2 separate regions of the Homo sapiens genome follow, and region 1 is linked to region 2. A link is a loop called in an ENCODE intact Hi-C map of the cell type or tissue named here. Cell type or tissue: thyroid gland. All regions are shown on one strand. Links, peaks and the distances in the headings refer to the core of each region. The heading gives the core; the rest is flanking DNA.

Region 1 (5,382 bases), core at 210-5,209, 260 kb after region 2:
AGACATGAGAACTTTCTTAAAGGAATTTAAAATCTAGCAAACAGGCTGGGCGTGGTGGCTCACGCCTGTAATCCCAGCACTTTGGGAGGCCAAGGCGAGAGGATGGCTTGAGGCCAGCCAGGAGTTTGAGACCAGCCTGTACAACATAGTGAGACTCTGTCTTTAAATAAAGTTTTTAAAAATTAGCCAGGCGTGGTGGTGCACATCTGTAGTCCCAGCTACTTGGGAGGCTGGAGCAGGAAGATCACTTGAGTCCAGGAGTTTGAGGCTGCAGTGAGCTATGATCATGCCACTGCACTCCAGCCTGGGGAACAGAGACTCTGTCTCCAAAAATTAATAAATAATAAAATAAAATAAAATCTAGGGTTGATACACTGAGTGTATTAAGTGTTATGATAGTGTGTCATGAAACCTGAAAAATGTCCTTAGGAGAGGCCTTGTCTCAGAATGCCTGGAGGTCTCTGTGGGGTACGCCTGGTAGAAGTTGATGTGACTTTTGGGAAGCAGAAATTGTGAGGGAAATGAGACATATAAGATCATTGCCAATTCAGTGCTTCAGGTCAGAGTAGATGAGACAGATTGAGACTACCTGGCTTTTGGCCACATCCCTGAGTCTTAAGGGAAGAGGCCCAAATGGACAAAATCTTTCCATCAGTAGCCTGTCCATTGGGTATCCAGTACCCAAGGTCTCATGGTTCCCTTGCTGGTAGAATGGTTTCCTTCTCTCTTTGGGTTATTTTTGGAGTCCATATGGACATGGCACTAATATAGTGTTTTAAGCAGCTGGACAGTCCAACCAGAAGTCGGATCAAAGAAGACATACGAGGGGACAATGTATGTCTGCCATTGTGACCATCAACAGCATCTTGGTGGCCTCAGAAGTTAGAAGCTCCTTTGAAAGGCTTCTCTTCAGAAGATGTTGGCAATCTCATCCTCACAGCAATGGGGGCATCACAGGTCGCTGAACATGAGGGAGGAAAATGAGACACACTAAAGGTAGGGTTTATGTGGATCAATGAGCCTGAGGTGCTTCATGGAGCCTGTGTTCATTTATGCTCCCAAGGTTTATTGAGCATTACCTATGTGCTGGGCACTGGGCTAGATGCTGGACATACAATGACCAACCAGTCAGACACTAGCCGCTGCCCCAAATGTCTTTGGTCTGCTTGGGGCAAACAGAGGTTACTTATACTTGTATCAGTGATGACTTAATTGGTTAAGTCCTATAAAGGAAAAGTACAGGATCGAGAAAGCATAAAGGGGTGTTAAGGTAGTCTGAGGGGTTATAAAATGCTTCCCTGGGCAAAGGGAACTGGATGGAAATGTTCTCACAGTCGCAGGTATGGACAGGACTAGAGCATTTCTCTTTTTAGAGATGCTCTAAAAAGCATTAGAAATGCTCTAGTCCTGTCCTAGTCCTAGCTCTAGTCCTGTGATGGCTTTTGTGACTCTGTTATTACTCCACGTCTGCATGCCCTGGAAAACCTAGGTTACAAAATATATAAATAGAGAGCTGTGGGAACTCATGGGAAATTGACTTTCGAGACCTGGGAAGGCCCAGTGCCCAGCATATAGGTGAAGCCCAATAAACACTGGGATATACACGAACACAGGCTTCGTGAGGTGCCTCAGGTTTGTTTTGGGGCAAGGAAAATATTTGGTGGTTTTGTAATTGGGCTTTGAAATATGAGTAGGGATTCTGTATTTCTTTACTTACTTATTTATTTTATTTTATTTTTTTGGCAGAGTCTTGCTCTGTTGCCCAGGCTGGAATGCAGTAGTGCCATCTCGGCTCACTGCAACCTCTGCCTCCCAGGTTCAAGTGATTCTCATGCCTCAGCCTCCCAAGTAGCTGGGATTGTAGGTACACACCACCATCCCTGGCTAATTTCTGTATTTTTAATAGAGATGTGGTTTCACCATGTTGGCCAGGCTGGTCTTGAATTCCTGACCTCAAGTAATCTGCCCACCTCAGTCTTCCAAAGCACTGAGATTACAGGCAGGAGCCACCACACTTGGCCTCCTTTACTTTCTTAATAAACTTGCTTTCACTTTACTCTATGGATTCACCTGAAATTCTTTCTTGTGCACTTTCCAAGAACCCTCTCTTGGGGTCTGGATCGGGACCCCTTTCCGGTAACATCTTTCTGTCAAACCCTGAAGGGACGATACTGAGGAGACCCCCGACCCAAAGAACTAGACTGTAGCACTGATTGGCCAACTTTGGAGTCAAGGAAACTTTTCTTCTGAAATATTGACAGCATTTAACAATTGAGTAATGTATAATTCTGTCAAAATTTGAAGCATATTTGTTTCTGTCTACCTGATTTCTCCAGAATTGAAAACTGTTTGTGAGTATTCTTAACTTATGGCACATAGTTATTCGCATAAGTGCAATAAGAATCTGTTTTCTTTTGCAATAGGACAGAATTGGAGAAACTGGCTATTTTACCAAGGCTTAAACTAGAATGGTGTGCTTTCCTTTAAGGAATCAAATTTGACTTACAGAGCCAATAAAAGCCCTTTGGGAAAACTGGCCTCATACCTTGACTACACAGGCCCTGTACAGGGTTCCTGACCTGTGGTAAGTAAAGAATTACCACAGGGTCAGGAGCCTCAAGTTACTTTAAGACCTCAAGAGGAGAGGAATTTATTCAGCTCATAGGTATTTAAGGGTATAAACCTATGACTGGGCTCAGCTTTAAAAAAAAGTCTTATCTAAGATTCCTTATGGAACAGAGTTCCATCAAAGCCAATTTTAAAAGCCTATATGAAAAATAATTATTCTCGCTGCACTTTATACAAATAATTGGGCCAAGTATAATAAAGCAAATCTGTCTTACCACAATTTGTCTTTTAGTAAAAATGAGAAACCGGAAAGAGAAAATTGTGTTTCAAGAACAGGTACACCTGTTATTAGATTCTAGTCTCGTCAGTTGTTTTTGAATTTTTTTCCTGCGATTTAGACTGACCCTGCTTACTCATGTGAACCAATCAGTGATCTGTGATTGCAGCTTAGAAGAAACAAAGGGGTTGTGTAATGTAAAAAACAAAAAACAGGATCAATATTCTAATTTTGGCACATATTGGAATCAGCTAGCAACCCCATATCAGCTTGGTTCCAACAGTTTCCCAGTTCATGAAAGGCCTTCTTATTTAGTTTGCTTGGGATAATATTACTTATTTTGTTTTACTGTTGTGGAATATATTGCTGTTGTACTTTCTGTGTAGGAATGCAGGATAAGTTTACCAAATGTTTTATTAATCTGAACACTTATTAATCTTCCGGATATCACCTTTGGTCAGAACTCAAAGTTATGAATGGCCCTCAACATACTGATGCTTTCTGACGGAGCTCCTCTCTACCCTGAATACAAAAGACCCAATAGTTAGGCAGGAATATCATTGCCCCTATCAGCCTGAAGAAGTTACAGAAGATGGATCTTCATCCTTCTGCAACCCTTAGGATTAAGAATTCTTTTATAAAAGGGAGGAGGGAAAGGTCAGAGGCGTTTGAACCAAGCAATTCCAACTTGAATAGGAGCTGGGTAAAATGAATCTGAGACCACTGGGCTCCATTCTCAGATGGTTATGGCATTCTAAGTCACAGAATGAGATAGGTCAGCACAAGACACAGGTCATAAAGACCTTGCTGATAAAACAGGTTGCAGTCAAGAAGCTTGCTAAAACCCACCAAAACCAAGATGGCGATGAGAGTGACCCTTTTTTTGGTCACTATGATTCTATGAATTCTTTCACATTTTTAAATAAGACATCGAATAAACCAGCATGGTCTTTGTCCTCTTGTCCTGTAAAAATGCTTGAGAGAATTTTCTTTCTAACCAGATGGTTGAAGTGAGGCGAGATAGGGCAGAGAGCATTCCTGTTTGGGTAAGCCAAATAAATATCCCTTACATTAACGAATTTGATATTTATTCCATAGGAGATAAAACGTTATCAAAAGCATTTGAGCAGGGGTGTGATATAATCAGCTCTGTATTCTAGGAGAATTTCAATAGCAATGTGAAGGAAGGTTTAGACCATTCATACATGTTATTTCATCAAAACTTACCCTCTTTTCTTTAATTAGTATAAGGGTGATATGTATTATAATATAATAGCTATCTAAGTATATGTAGTCACCAATAAAAGTTAATTTAATGAACTTTAGTTGAATGTGAACAGTTCCTAGAAATGTAATGACAACCTCCAAAAAAAACCCTGGCTTTATTTTGGAAATGGGGTCTTGTTCTGTTGCTGAGGCTGGAGTGCAGTGGTGTGATCATAGCTCACTGTAGCCTTGAACTCTTGGGCACAAATGATCCTCTTGTACCAGCCTCCTGAGTTACTGGGACTACAGCATGTGCCACCACACCAGACTAATTTTTTTTTCTTGGTAGAGACAGGGTCTCACTATGTCATCCAAGCTGGTCTTCCCACCTCAACCTCCCAAAGTGTTGGCATCACAGGTATGAGCCACTACACCTGGCCCAAAACTGGCTTTCTTATGGAGGGTATTTCAAGTTCTAGGAGAAGGGAAAGAGGAGAAACCATTTTGGGGAAAAGAAAACATTTGCTGCCAAAGCCACCATCCAGTAAGTCAGTCTTTGCTCTTGCCATCCACATGCTTTTCCATGGCTACAGATCCCTCAGATAGATTTGCTTCTGTATGGGACAGTGTGTTCACTTGAAAATTTCCATTTAAAAATAACAAAAATAGATTTTTTTTTTTCCTAGAACTTTTTCTGGGTTAAGTTTCTGGAAAACACGGCTTTTCCTGTATTTAAATGAAGTTGCTATAACTGAATGCTTAGATGTGGCTCTCAACGCTTCCACATTTCACAGTTTTAACTGGGACTGTGACCACTCAGCACTGACATATACTTTGGGCAAGAATCTGTACAGCAGCTCTCTCAGTGAAGACTGAAAAATAGATTTCATTTCAGGGCTTCTCCCTGTTTAAATTGTTTGGATGTGTTGGCTCTTCTTGTTTCTTACTTTGTGAAACCTGCTTACCACTGCTACCTTTTTTCCTTTCCTTCTTTGAATATCTATTTCATTCTTTCATGCAGTTGTTCATTTAGCAAATTTTGATTGAGTTATACCATACGTCAGTTACTGTCCTAAGGATAGAGGTAGTGTATTAGTCTGTTTTCATGCTGCTGATAAAGACATACCTGAGACTGGGGGTAATTTATAAAGGAAAGAGGTTTAATGGACTCACAGCTCTACATGGCTGGGGAGGTCTCACAATCATGGCAGAAAGTGAAAGGAACGTCTTACATGGCAGGCAAGAGAGAGAAATGAGAACCAAGCAGAAGGGGAAACCCGTTATAAAACCATCAGATCTCATGAGACTTATTCACTACTACAAGAACAGTA
Region 2 (5,382 bases), core at 208-5,207:
TCGTGCTTCCCTCTATAGGTGACTCCACTCTCTACCCTGCAGGTTGGCTTCCTCTGCTCAATGATAACCACACAGGGCTGCCAGCAGCAAGCCCTGAGGCCTTCTGACTTTTAGCACCCACCACCTTTGAACTGCCTCAAGCCTTCCATGACATAGTTTAACTTCTCAGGGAAATAGTGCGATTGGCCTAGCCTGAGTCACATGACTCCCCTACGCGCATGGCCCCCCACCACTCCCTACTGCTAACAGCTGAGACAAGGGACATGGTGAAACATCTGGGGAAGGGAGGGGAGATGACTTTGGAAGTGGGATATCTAATAAGGGTGGGTTGCTGTTTAACCTGTGGAAATGGGGAAGGGGTGTTCTTGACCTGAGCTTCTCACCTGGGGATGCCCATCAGAACCATCCAGAAGCCACACCTAACCAACTAGAGTCTTCTAGGATGGTGCCTGGATATGTGTATTTTGAGAAAGCACAAGGGGATGATTTTGCTTACAAACTGCTGTTCCAAGAGAAATCGATGGCACAGAATTACCAAATCTGACTTGATTGTAGTAGAAGAGGAACTCATTCACTGAACAAATATTTGCTGAGTGCCTACCAAGTGCATGGCATTGTGTTAGCTGCCAGAGATAGACGGTCTTTGTCCCTAAAGAGCACACAGATTAGTGGGTAAGAGTGCAAGCATCATATCACCAAACTCCTTGAATAGCAGGGTGAGCAATTTATATGTGTTAAGGTCAGAGGGCAAAGGTGGCTCACTGAATATTTTTGAGCCCAGAAGTTGTATTATCAGAGATACGAATTAAAAAAAAAAAAAAAGATAAATGGGGATGGTGGATCCAAGATGAATTTCGGGAGAGGAAGAGAGAAACTGGAAGATCAAAAACCAGCAGAACAACTCAGAAATCATTGCAGTAATTCATACAAAACAGAATGAAGACTGTTTAAGAAAAAAAAAAATTGGGGAAAAAAGGCTAAAATAGTGGTTCCTTCTGAATGTTAGAGTTATGGGATACTTCTTTTTTGTGTGCTTCTTTCATACTTGTCCATATTTTCTTTCTTTCTTTTTTTTTTTTTTTTTTTTGAGACAAGAGTTTTGCTCTTGTTGCCCAGGCTGGAGTGCAATGGCACAATCTCGGCTCACTGCAACCTCCACCTCCCAGGTTCAAGTGATTCTCCTGCCCCAGCCTCCCGAGTAGCTGGGATTATAGGCATGCACCACCACACCTGGCTAATTTTGTATTTTTATAGAGACGGGGTTTCTCCATGTTGGTCAGGCTGGTCTTGAACTCCTGACCTCAGGTGATCCGCCTGCCTCAGCCTCCCAAAGTGCTGGGACTACAGGCATGAGCCACTGCACCAGGCCAAACATATTGCTGAGAATTCATGTGAAATCGTGCAATTGTCCGTGTGGGCAATTGGTTTATGGTGTTTCCACCCAGGGAAATTTTTTTTTTTTTTTGAGATGGAGTTTTGCTCTTGTTGGCCAGGCTGGAGTGCAGTGGCGCCATCTTGGCTCACTGCAGCCTCTGCCTCTGGGGTTCAAGCAATTCTCCTGCCTCAGCCTCCCGAGTAGGTGGGATTACAGGCATGCACCACCACGCACGGCTAATTTTTGTATTTTTTTAGTAGAGACGGGGTTTCTCCACGTTGGTCAGGCTGGTCTCGAGCTGCCAACCTCAGGTGATCTGCCCGCCTCAGCCTCCCAAAGTGCTGGGATTACAGGCGCGAGCCACCGTGCTGGGCCCCGCTATTTTTCAAATGGTCTACAATAAACACCCATTACATATATACATACATATATACATTAATTTATTTGACAGAGTCTGGCTCTGTCATCCAGGCTGGAGCACAGTGGTGCAATCGTAACTCACTGCAGCCTCGAACTCCTAGACTCAAACAATCCTCCTTCCTCAGCCTCCAAGTAGCCAGGACTACAGGCGCATGCCACCATGCCAGGCTAATTTTTCTGTAGAGATGGGGTCTCGCTATTTTGCCCAGGCTGGTCTCAAACTCCTGGTCTCAAGCAATCTTCCGGCTTCGGCCTCCCAAAGTGCTGGGATTACAGGCATAAGCCACCGCACCTGGCCCATTACATTTATAATGTTATAAGGGGGTTGAGGGGGCGTCCACTGGAGCAGTGGTTCTCAAACTCGTGTATGCATAGGAATTACCTGAAGGGCTTGTTAAAACACAAACTGCAGGGCCCACCCCCAGAGTTTCTGGTTGGGGAGGTGTGGGCTGGGCTTGAGGATGTGAATCTCTCACAAGCTCCCAGGTGAGGCTGCTGGTCTGTGGACCCACTTCAAGACCAAGTGAATCAGAAGAGTCAGTGAGACTGGAACAAATGAACGCAAGACAGTCTTCAAAGGAAGAACCAAGAGGATTTGTCAAATGATTGAATATGAGAAGAGAGGGGGAGATTATGTTCAAAGATAACTCCTTAATCATGGGTTGACTAAGAGTCTCTTTGAGATAAGGTCTGAGAACGCTGTTTGTAAGAGTAAAAAAACTCCTCACTTTCCCGCTGTGGAAAAGAGACGGCGCCCCTCGGCTGGAAGACCCTTAACATCTTGGTGTGTGTAAAGTCTTGGTCAAACATCATTTGAACTTTCTGGTCACCGTCTCTTGGGATTTTCCTTTTGTGCCTTCTTGCTGTTTACTTGACAGATTCTGAAGGGTGGAGCCTGGGAAAGGGCTTATTAGAATTTCTCCAGCAGGGAATGCAGCCAGGCTTACTTTAAGAGGGAAGCAGGGTGTGTAGTAAGGGAAAGTACAGCTGAACTGGTAGGGTGAAGTTCATCAGCTCAGGTGCCCTCGCCAAACCTGAGCTTGTCAAGCCGGCTGCTGGAGGCAAAATGGAAATATAGAACCTGTCAACTCCTCTTTGAGCATAAACACAAGTGTGAGCCGATGATCTAGAATCCAGATTTACTCAATTAATTCCGTCAACAAGTAAGCATCTAGCTCCTCTATACCCAGTGAAGAGTGGAGGGGACTGGGAAGAGGCCAGGAGAAACAGAAGACACGGCACCTGCCCTCAGGGAGGAGTAGGTCTATGAGCATTTATAAAGCAACCACAAATAAGCAAACACACACACAGAGTCTAATACCAAGACCAGTAGTGGGGAGGCGCAGTGGTTAGACACAGACTAGGTTCGTACTCTGATCTTACCACTTACTAGCAGGTTAACCTCAGTCAAGGTTCTTAACTTCTTTCTATCTACCTAGTTTTCACTTCATAGGACTGTTGTGAAGATTAAATAAATTAATCTTTGTAAGGAACATAAAACAGGGCTCTGGCACTTAGTGAACACTATTTTTATTAAGCCAACAAATCAAAATGAAAATCTTGACATATTAGACTGCATACCAATTTAGAATTGTGTGTAAAATCAGGGGTCATAAATAAAATTTAAAAACAAATGAAATATTGGACATGCAGATGAAAACAGGGTTAATATTTTAAATTTATAAATCTTACAACTCAATGAGAAAAAAATTATCACTCTAATAAGAAAAGGGGCAAATTCACAAAAAGAGAAACAAAAATGAGACTATCCCCATGAAAAGACGCTCAAAACTGTAAAAATCAAAGAAATGCAAATTAAAGCAATTGTGATATCTCATTTCATCTATCAGAATGGCAGAGACTTAAAAGAACTAACCATGCCAATGTTGGTTGAAGGCACTGGTGGGAAGTGGTATAACTTTTCAAGAGGACAGTCGCAAAACAAATTAAAATTTCAGTGAGCACGGACAGCCACTGATCCTAAATTTCCAACTTCTAGGAATTTATCCTTGGGAGATCCTATAAGAGAGTTAACTTCCCCACCAGACTGACTACTGGGAAGAGGCAATAAACCCCAGGAAAGCAGGACTCCAGCCTATTAGATTCAGCAGTGCACACCTGGCATTTATGCCTGGCAGAAGACACTCAATAAATATGTATTGAATAAATTAACTGAAGGAAGCAACAATGTATTTAGGAGGATTTTGCTGGGACGTTGTTTAAAATCACAAAAACTTGGAAATTGCTGAAATAAGAGGCCAGAGGCATATTATTACATTCTGTGGGGCACAGTGGGGCCATGTTCCCTTTGTTCCCTTTCATTTGCATTTTCCAGTAGTTTTAAGTGAGGCTTTCCCTTTTCTGAATCATTTTCACATTCTCAGAGACTGTACGTGTGAAACAATTTGCAAAGATTTCATAAAGTAAGAGTTTAGGGGAAAATGAATATGTTGGCAAAGCGCTTCACAAAATTAAAGCATTCTGTGATCTTTTCAATCAGGAGGGACAAAACGATCCCCTTCTGAAAAGCCTGGTGCTCTGAGCAAACAGGAGAATTGCTAAGTACAACAAACATTATATCCTGTGTTATGAGGTCTATTGTCTGGCCGTGGGAAGTCTTTTGGTTTATAGGTTTTGAATATCAAACTTTCTCTACAAACTCTTACGCAGGTTCCAAGATTCAAGAGTTCAAAATACTCTTGAATTAAGAATTTGTGGGGGAAGGCAGGTGCGGTGGCTCACACCTATAATCTTAACATTTTGGGAGGTCGAGGCTGGGGATTGCTTGAGCCTAGAAGTTCAAGACCAGCCTGACAACATAGGGAGATCTATGACTCTACAAAAAAAAAAAAAATAGAAAAATTAGCCAGGCATGGTGGCACGTGCCTATAGTCCCAGCTACTCAGGAGGCTAAGGTAGGAGGTTCACTTGAGCCCTGGAGGTTGAAGCTACAGTAAGCCGTGATCATGCCACTAAATGTGGTTACAAGTTATTTTTATTTTTCAGATCTGATAGAAAATCTGTGCCCAGCTGAGTTACCCCACATGACCAGAGCTACTAATGCTTCTCCTGCCCCAGGGATATTCGTGATGCTTATCTGATACAAGAGGAGATCACCTCTCTCAGTTCTTGAACTCATTTTATGTACAGCTGACTTTTTTTTGTTGTGTTTTGTTTTGTTTTCTTTTCTTTTTTTTTTTTTTTTTTTTGAGACAGAGTGTCACTCTGCAGCCCAGGCTGGAATGCAGTGGCACGATCTTGGCCCACTGCTACCTCTGCCTCCCGGGTCCTGGTTCAAGCAATTCTCCCACCTCAGCCTCCCAAGTAGCTGGGATTACAGGCACATGCCATCATACCCAGCTATTGTTTGTATTTTCAGTAGAGACGGGGTTTCACCATGTTGGCCAGGCTGGTCTTGAACTCCTGACCTCGTGATCCACCCACCTTGGCCTCCCAAAGTGCTGGGATTACAGGCATGAGCCACTGCGCCTGGCCTGTTTTGTTTTGTTTTTGAGACAGAGTCCTGCTCTGTTGCCCAGGCTGGAGTGCAATGGCTCAATCTCGGCTCACCGCGACCTCTGCCTCCT

What was found. Hi-C counts contacts between places; a loop is a spot of excess contacts. Peaks named below come from ENCODE experiments on the same cell type or tissue, not always from the same donor. Only the 100,000 strongest peaks of a DNase experiment are listed, where the experiment ranks them.
Region 1: a loop joins it to region 2, with 2.4 times the contacts of the local background. A loop is called at or near these places in 2 of 110 quality-filtered maps.

Annotation. Positions count from the first base shown.
Region 1 is chr14:89,682,012-89,687,393 of GRCh38, forward strand. No RefSeq gene overlaps it. Among named protein-coding and RNA genes, the nearest start is that of FOXN3-AS2, 110 kb to the left of the region's middle. In thyroid gland, for the core only: no CTCF peak of the experiment used is centred there; no DNase peak of the experiment used is centred there.
Region 2 is chr14:89,420,079-89,425,460 of GRCh38, forward strand. It overlaps a transcript of FOXN3 not described here. Among named protein-coding and RNA genes, the nearest start is that of FOXN3-AS1, 5.4 kb to the left of the region's middle. RefSeq lists an enhancer at 4,750-5,364. In thyroid gland, for the core only: no CTCF peak of the experiment used is centred there; DNase peaks (open chromatin) are centred at 2,193 and 2,743; H3K27ac peaks cover 679 bases.